Regions from separate parts of the Homo sapiens genome. Here region 1 is linked to region 2. The links are chromatin contacts, found by Hi-C or POLR2A ChIA-PET in ENCODE. All regions are on one chromosome and are shown on one strand. Each heading gives the region's core, a stretch centred on a gene start or an enhancer-like site at or near the end of the contact. The rest is flanking DNA. Distances are from core to core; before and after follow the strand shown.

Evidence for each region. A loop is a pair of places that touch in the nucleus more often than their neighbours do. ChIA-PET counts read pairs that join two places held with the same protein, here RNA polymerase II (POLR2A). Pooled maps may share reads with other maps.
Region 1: a map of A673 shows a loop between it and region 2 (6-fold over the local background). The contact joins two enhancer-like sites. A Hi-C loop is called at or near these places in 1 of 168 maps with a recorded cell type or tissue (A673) and 2 of 50 pooled maps. POLR2A ChIA-PET finds 5 or more read pairs at or near these places in 1 of 52 experiments (Panc1).

The regions. Positions count from the first base shown.
Region 1 is chr3:190,381,765-190,385,814 of GRCh38, forward strand. It overlaps a transcript of CLDN16 not described here. Among named protein-coding and RNA genes, the nearest start is that of CLDN16, 4.4 kb to the right of the region's middle. RefSeq lists a silencer at 2,536-2,830. Within about 2 kb of position 2,612, at least 4 of the 41 ENCODE cell types and tissues checked have a DNase peak (open chromatin) inside an H3K27ac peak, as active enhancers do; they include A673, where a contact is called at or near this core.
Region 2 is chr3:189,271,002-189,275,471 of GRCh38, forward strand. The region is part of intron 4 of TPRG1 (tumor protein p63 regulated 1); the gene reads left to right. Among named protein-coding and RNA genes, the nearest start is that of TPRG1-AS2, 33 kb to the left of the region's middle. RefSeq lists an enhancer at 1,934-2,123. Within about 2 kb of position 2,895, at least 4 of the 41 ENCODE cell types and tissues checked have a DNase peak (open chromatin) inside an H3K27ac peak, as active enhancers do; they include A673, where a contact is called at or near this core.

The DNA.
Region 1 (4,050 bases), core at 1,362-3,861, 1.1 Mb after region 2:
CATGAGTGCAGTGATAAGGACTCAACCTAACAGTTTATAGAGAGTATCCTACATTTCCTGGCAATTTCAGTGTTTCCTTGCCCAACATGGATTAAGTACACACTGAAATCTTACCATTTGCATAGTCTTTTTGATTTACAAAGAAGAGCTGACATTGACTTCATGAGAGAATACTTAAATATTTGGAGAGAAAACAAGAAGGAAATACAAAATAATGAAAGGATATTAATAATGACCAATTGAATGTGTTTGAGTCAAAAGAAAAAAAAAAGCCTCAACTTGTGAGATTAAGCCCAATTCAGACAGATTCATTTTATGTCCTATTTCATAATGAACATAGGATATATGTGGAAGGGTGTAGGGCATTCAAGAGAAAGGTTTTATGCCAGAATGACTTCATGAGTTGCCTACTAACTCAAAGGGAGTAGAATGTTAACCTTTCACATTAGGTTTATTCCAACCTGGTTCACTCAAAACACCCCCCATTGCTTAATCATGCTGTACCATGATGAACATCTTGTTTTTCCAGGTGAAGTAAGTTACAGAATGAGTAACAACATATGCCTTGCTACTGAATTTGAGGCTGATTTTTGATGAATGATTCACTGAGTAATTGCTGAGGTTTGGCTTAAGTAAAACTTGAATTCTATGAAAGAAAACAGATGCATAAACAGCATACTATTTTCAGGGCCTCATGCTTGCCCAAGCATTCTCCACATTGGAGATGTCAATTATTCCCATCATGAACTGATTCATGAATTTTGTAGGTAACATTTGTACCAATGGTGATCCTACCACTATTTGAACCCCCACCAAACCAGACCATTTCCCTTTCAGTCAGTTCTAACTGTTGGAAAGTCCCTTCTTAATTGAGCATAATTCTGCTTCTCTGTGCTTTTACAATATTTTCTAGTTATATTCTCTGAAGCCTGCCAGAAAGATCATAATTCCTTTGGGCCATCCACCCATTATTTAAAACCCACTGTCACGTTTGCTCTGTTCCCTTTTTGAAAACAATTAAAATACTCTTTTTGTCCCAATTTCCTTCAGTCATGCTTCATGTGAGATAGTTGCCAGATAGTTGCCGATCTCCTCATTAATCTCACTAACTGGAACCTTCTCTAGTTGGGCTTTATCTTAAATAGTGGTACCCAAGAGTAAACACAACAAATCCAGGTGTGGGCTGCCCGTAATGAACACTAGACTTCCAGTGCAACATCACATAAGCTAGTGTAATAGGATTTTAAATTAGAATCATTTCTGACTCAGTTTTTACTGAATCCACTAGACAATAAAGACCAAGTTCCAAAATGAAACAAGAGACCTATGCCGGAGTTGCAAAAATGGTGTCTGAGAACCAGTTTTGCAGCCCCTAGTGGACCAGCTATCTCTCTCCCTTTCAAAACAAACAAACAAACAAATAAACTTAACCCCAAGAAAGGAGTTAGAGTTTAGGAGATAATTTTTGGAGGGAGCTATTGATATGTACTGAGTACCACTTTTATGTCACCACGGAGGGGGCAGACACTGGGAGTTCTTGAATCTCACTTTAAGCCTAAAGAACAAGGCTTCAGTTCATCTGCTCTGAACACTTGGTGTTTGCTCCCTGGATCTAGAGAAACACGGTAAACCTGTGCACTTCTCCAGCTAAGAAATCTAAGGAACAAAAGTTCTAGCAGACACATTGCCTACATGATGGAAGATGACTGCATGATGGAGGAGTGGCTATAAAGAGATTTGGCCTATGTACAGGGGTACAGATACTCATATCACTGGAAGGAAGCGGTATCTTTGTGCTTTGAAATGACTAAAATACATTATATTACCTGAAACATTACCTGAAAATGACATAAATGTCATAGAACTTGCCCTATATTTTATTCAAGGGTCAGGGGAAGAATAGGCCCAAACCAAATGGATTTGAAAGCACCATAGGAGACAAAAATGAAATTGTTTTATGACTACACTTTTTCTTTCCTTTGTTTTCAACTTAGTAAGTTGTTTTATATATAGATATAGATATACATACACACACATACATGTGTGTACACACAAACATACATACATATGTATATGCATGGCACATATATAAAACAGCAAACTTATAAAAATCATACTAACTACAATTTATTGCTTATTTATTGAGTTCTATGCACTTCATTAAGACCTTTACAAACGTTATTCATTTTTCACAGCCATTTTATGGGACAAAATTCATAATTCTCATTTTATTGACAAGAAGGCAGCCTCAGAAATGTTAACTAGCTTGCTCAAGATCTGTCATATATAAATGGGCTTAGCCTAAACTCGAGTCAGCCTGACTATGAGGTCCAAGCTTTTAACCACCGCTTTTTTTATATTAGTTATAGCTAGCATGGCCTTTCAGAACAGCAACTGATTTTATTGTTTAGATTTTTCCAATATGCACTGGAAATTTCAAAGGGAGTTAGAAGACTATTTATAGGATATGGTATAAGTCAGTTTACTCCTTCTAATAACTCTTATTATCCTAATAAATATAGAGGGAACATTTTGTGACATTAATGGAAACAACAGAACTAACACAAAAATATGCTGTTCTTGACACAAGAGCTTGCTGTTCTGTTTAACTGAAAATGCAAGGCTGCTTCCACCTGCAGACCAAAAGGACAACTGCAATACTTCCAGTTCTACAATTACTTCCTTTAATAGACCAACAGCCACGGTGCTAGATTAAGGGTGTCACTCAACTGATCGCCAGGTGGCTCTAAAGCCTCATCCAGGAGTAGTGCAAGCACTGGGTGAGTAGGAACATGGTGCATAATGAATTGACCAAACTGTTGGTCTTAGAGATCTTGCAAAATCAATAGCCCTGGAGCTGCAAAGATGATTAGGACACTTTTGCCAGCCTAGTATCCATCCTGGAGGACCCTGAATGTTTCAGAAGGGGAAAGTCCAATATTACTCCCTCTTCTGTAAAATGTGGGGGCTCTGAGAATTAAATTATTACACATTTGCTGAGAGCCTACCATATGCCAGGTAGAATTTTAAGCATGTGGGATGCACTGGTGAACGAAAGATGTCTGTCTTCACAGAGCTTAGATGAGATAATATATCTGAAAATATTTTGTAAACCTTATTGAGCAACACACAGTAATAACTTTTCTTCATGTTTATAATAAATTGGAAAACACATCATATTTCTAACTAATATGCCTATATACTCTTATTGGGAGTGGTATTATAGCTTAAGACTGTTGTCAGAATTACCTGAATGGAGTTCTTTACTTCCTGCTTCTGGTCCACTCACTGAAGAGTAAACCTCTCAAGGACTAGGATGAGTTCTTCCAACCGTTTATTTTCTCTGTGTCCCAAGAGAAAGTACTAGAGTCAGAGTACACTGTTCATAAATGTGTGCTGGATGGAATGGAATTAAACTATAAAAGAGTTGATAAACCAAAATGTTGAAGCCTAGGGAGGGTCAGAATGCAAAAGAGATGTGTCTATATAGATTGGTGAGCAGTTTATTCTGCATCTGTGCCCTCCATCCTCACAACACCCTACACATTTCTTAGAAGTGCACTCACATCCCATCCATGAAGTGTTTACTGCTCTATCAGTTTGCATGACTCTCCTTTTTGTATCTCCTATTACATTATGGCCTCACTCACAGAAATTCACATGCAAGCCTGAATGTTTTATGTTATTCTCTAAGAGTAGTAAACTTAAATTCAGGAACAATTCTATAGCCACCTGAATAATTCCCCACTCCCTATCACATACAATGTTCAGTGACCATTAGGAGCGAATGAATGCTATAGTCTAGATTTTTTTTTTTGTGAAAGAATCTATGATTTCCAGAGATATGTATGCACATGTGTGTGTTTGCATATGAGAATGCATATGCTTAGCATTTTTTGGTCTTTATTTCTTTCCATTAAGTTCTGATATTTGGATTTGGGACCTATTGGTGCTAGTTAGGGAAGAGTTTGTAGCAAAGATGGAATTCTGATACCCTCTTTTCTAAAACTTTGTCTGTGATTTGTAGTATATAACTCTTAAAAAATTGTT
Region 2 (4,470 bases), core at 1,645-4,144:
TATTTGATTGGGTACACACACAAACACACACACACTTTCATAGTGAAGGCAGGAGAGTGGTTGACTTTTGATTTTAAAAAGGAAGAAACTGAGGCCCACTAGAATGTGAAGTCACTTTACTAAAGTCCTTGGGAAATGACGGTAGAGCTGGGTTTCTTTATTCCTAGGTGAGGTAGGGCGTTTTCTACTGTAACACAGTGCCTTGAAGGGATGGGTTGCTTTAGACGAATACATGGGCAATCTTATAAAATCAGTTGGCTCAAAGGTAGAGAAACAGCCCACCTGAGTGCAGAGTTGAGATGGCCTCTATTCACATGATGGCCTTTGTCTGTCAGCACTAGTTGACTCCTGCCTGTGTTTATGATGATGCCTGTCTCATCTGCAGCTGTTTGCAGAGTCTTGCATATAGTATATGTCTAACTTAAGCTTGCCCACATGCACATAAAGGAACTGTGAATATGTTGTTTCTTTACTGAAGGCCCTCAGTGGGTGCCAACATTCAGACAAATCTTGATAAATGTGCCATAGCAGAAAATAGAAAAGAAAGTAATCTAGATATTTTGGGTATTGTGCATGCGTAAGTTTTACATTGTTTATTTTTGGATAGAATTTACACAAGAACTTCTTCTCAAGTCTTGAATATTTGCATCAGAGGAACTTCTAGAACTAGAAAAGACCTTAGAGAGTTTCTAAGACCCAAAGAGGGAAAGTGACTTATGTAAAGTTAAACACATTTACAGAGACATGGACGACTGAGGTATCCTGATCTTTTGGGGAAAAGCATGTGCTTGGGAACCAAACAAGTGTGGATTTGAATCCCGATTCTCATTTACTTGTGTACTTGTGGTATGATGACATGTTAACTTCTCCGTAGCTCTAAGTCCGATCTCATCTGTAAAAATAGAGATAAAAAGCAACTACTTTGCTTGGTATCTGGTCAGTCTAAAAGAGTGGGTATATCGAAAAGCCTAATGTGGTGTTTGTGCACTCTGCCTTTCCTATACGCGCTGATGCCCCAATCCATTTGTTTTGGATTCTAATGAAATCATGTGTTTTATAGTTTACAGCACAGATGTCCCACATGATATAGGAGTACAACTTAGTTCTTGATGGGAAAAACACAGTGCAATCAATCCCTTTATAATTTATTCATGTCATCGTTTAACCATGTTATAGCATGCTTTTCCCATATGTAATGCAAGCATCTATTATTATATTTGGGATCTGCTTTGACTTGTATTCCTGAACCTGTATAATTAAGTGTTATATTATAGTGGGCTTCACAGCATTGGGTAATGAAAAGAATTCTGGCCTTGTAATCAGCAGAATTTTGTGCCAACTCTGCCAGGACTGGCTGTGTGATTCTAGATGAGTTTCCTTTTGAGGCCTCAGTATGATAGTTCAGGTGAGCTATAAGTTTCTGATGAGCTTTCAGATTTAATTTGTGTGTATTTTTTTTTCCTACTAATATACATCGAGACTGTTGCTTATTGTGTCTGTAAAGTGCTTCTCAGGAAATCTGGGCAAGTCTCGTTCTTCAAATCAGCTCAGTAGTAGAAGATTAAGCTGACTTCCCAACCACAGACTTCTTCTGCCAAGTCTCTTCTCTTCTCTTCTTTCTTTCTTTATCTTTCTCTCTCTCTCTTTCCTTCCTTCGTTTCTTTCTTCCTTCCTTTCTTTCCTTTCTTTCTTTCTCTTTCTTTCTTTCTTTCTCCTTCCTTCCTTCCTTCCTTCCTTCCTTCCTTCCTTCGTTCCTTCCTTCCTTCCTTCCTTCCCTCTCTTTCTTTTCTACAAAGGCTCAATACTAAATAGGATCAGTAGGTCCACTAGGCAGCTCAGACAAGGATAGACATTTATAAAGTACTCCAAGCTACAGAAAGGTGGTGCTAGAGACTCTTCTATTTCTGATGGGGTCTGGGGTCTGTAATGGAATAGCCATAGATTACTAAAGAGTAGACCATCCAAAGCAGGCATTTTCTCTCCAGTGATCCTGACAAGTGGTTATCCAGCCTCTGAAGGCTTCTGGTGAAAGAGAATCCACTGCTTCCTGCTCGGCCTCTCTGACTCTGGTAGAATCTAGTTAGAATGTGTTGAGGGAAAATCAGCTCCTCTAATCAGCTCCTCTTGAAGCTGTCACTTGTTGGTCCTAGTATTTTATTCTGTAGCTATACAGAATCAAGAATCTATTTATTAATTCAACTACTATTTACTTCCTATTACTTGTCAAACACTCCAGAGCTAACATTTTTCTTTTTAAGGGCTTACTGTATGGCTGGAGAGGTAGAAAAGTAAAATCTCAATTCCAGTATGATGTGGCAAGTGCTGCTGGAGTTAAACATGGAAAACTGTGGCCATGCAGAGAAATGCACCTCACTCAGATGAGGAGGCAGGGAAAATACTGCAGAGAGTTTGAAAATCAAAAGTTTTTATGTCCTTCATTCCCATCCTCACTAGGCTAACTGTGCTTAGAGTATGCGACAGGCAGTGTGACAGGAAGTTGTAGACTCAGGAAACTTGAGTTCTAATCCCAGTTTTGCTGATATTGTCCCTACGTAACATTGGACAAGTTTAATTTATTAGCCATAGTAGAGAATGCAAATAGCATCCTGTCATGTTATTTAGTCTTTGGAATTTCCAAAAAAGCAGTGAATGCACTCATTTGATAGCTCTGGCCCAGTATTTCCTCCTTTATTTCTCCTCATCCCTGGTTGGCCTGGAGTTGAAAATCAGTGCTTTATTCTCCCTGTGTCTGGGCTTTCTCATGTCTCACTCTACCCCTCTTCCAAGCCATAGGCCTATATTGGTCTGTCCCTTAGCTTGTGCCTGAAATGTTCTCAACAATCATTAAATGAAAAGCATGCTTACAGAAACCCACAGAAATTGTGAATGTACACAGGCACATTGGAAGTTGCCCCCAGGTATGTTGCCATTGACCAGGACAACAAAGATGACTAAGGGAGTGTCTGCCCACTCCTATGTGGAAATAATGTTGTATTTGTCTGGAAGCCAGTGAAAAAATTATGTTGAATGGCCTCATGACAGGCTATTTTGTACCCCAACTGTCTTAATACCTCAAATTCTTTATCTTTTAACTTCTCGGAACCCAGATTTTTTTTTTTTTCACTGATCCATGGAGTGATTTTTAGAAAAAGGCTAATGACCCTGACCTCAGAGTCTGATGAGCCTGTGAGAAATGGGATAGGCATTACTCCCACCTACTTCAGCTAAGCTCTGATAATTTTCTTAGAGCTAAAATGAAATGAAAATTTTGGCTGAGTGGGTTATCTCACTATCATTGGAGGGAAATCTCTTAACGATGGAATATGCAATCTAGTCTCTAGGTCCAGTTACATAAAATATTATTTTTCCTGGATTGGGAAAAATGTAATTGCCGTTTGTTCAGCCTGTTTGGATAAAATTTTACAGTCAAAGCCACTCTTTCTTGGGAGTTTTTATATTGTACAGAACTTAAATAAGAACTTAGACTAAAAGGGACGGTGACTTCCCTGATTTTTGGGATTTGAATGACTCTTGTGTGTAGTAGGGTGAGTAGTAATCGAGGGTAGGGCCCAGATAGTAGCACTGAGACTTCTCTGTGACTCTGGTATCAGAGCACAGAATTTCTAATGTACTTTCAGTAAACTTTGACCACTGATTCAAATTTTTGCAAAATAATCTCCAGGATTTGCTACCTTCTCTCTTTTCCCTAGACTGAAAAAGGTGAGGCTTGTCCCTCAACTTGGAAATAGGTATTTCTTACCAATTTAAAAACATTTGAAGATAATCAATTAATTTTGATAACATTTAAAAGCATATGAACAGTTAATTCCCACCTTAAATTGAATTTTGACCTGTGCTTTTTTTTTCTTATAAAAATAAATAATAAACAAGAATCACTAAGTTTTCCCAAGGGCATTTCTTGATAATGTAATGAGTGTGTGTGTGTGTGTGTGTGTGTGTGTGTGTGTGTGTGTGTGTATGAAGTCATTATTGACTAACAATTGTAATCCACAAAACCATGCATTCATCAAATATTTATTGAGGTTAAGGCACTGCATGTATTTATGTCTTCTGATTGCTCTAAGTAGAAGGGAACAGAATCACCTGCAGTGAAGTCTGAGGCCTTTTTCTTTTTAGCTGAACTTCAAATCAATCTTCTACTTGACAACTTGACTTAAACAACAAACAGCATACATACAGTGTTATTTCAATACAGATCCAAACAATCTTAATAGAATAACCATGCAATGAGCATGAATATGTGTACATCCCTGTTTTAGATGTTTTAGTCATATAGAGCCAAGCAACACAGTTCCTGCTATAACTACTACATGCTCTAGTAGCAAGGATAAGTCAAGTATATATACAGCTATATTATAAGGTGCAATAAGGATATGCCAGTGGAGACGAATTGACAATAAAGAGAATTCATACAGTTGTGACTGCATCTGGGCAACACAAAGGAAATAG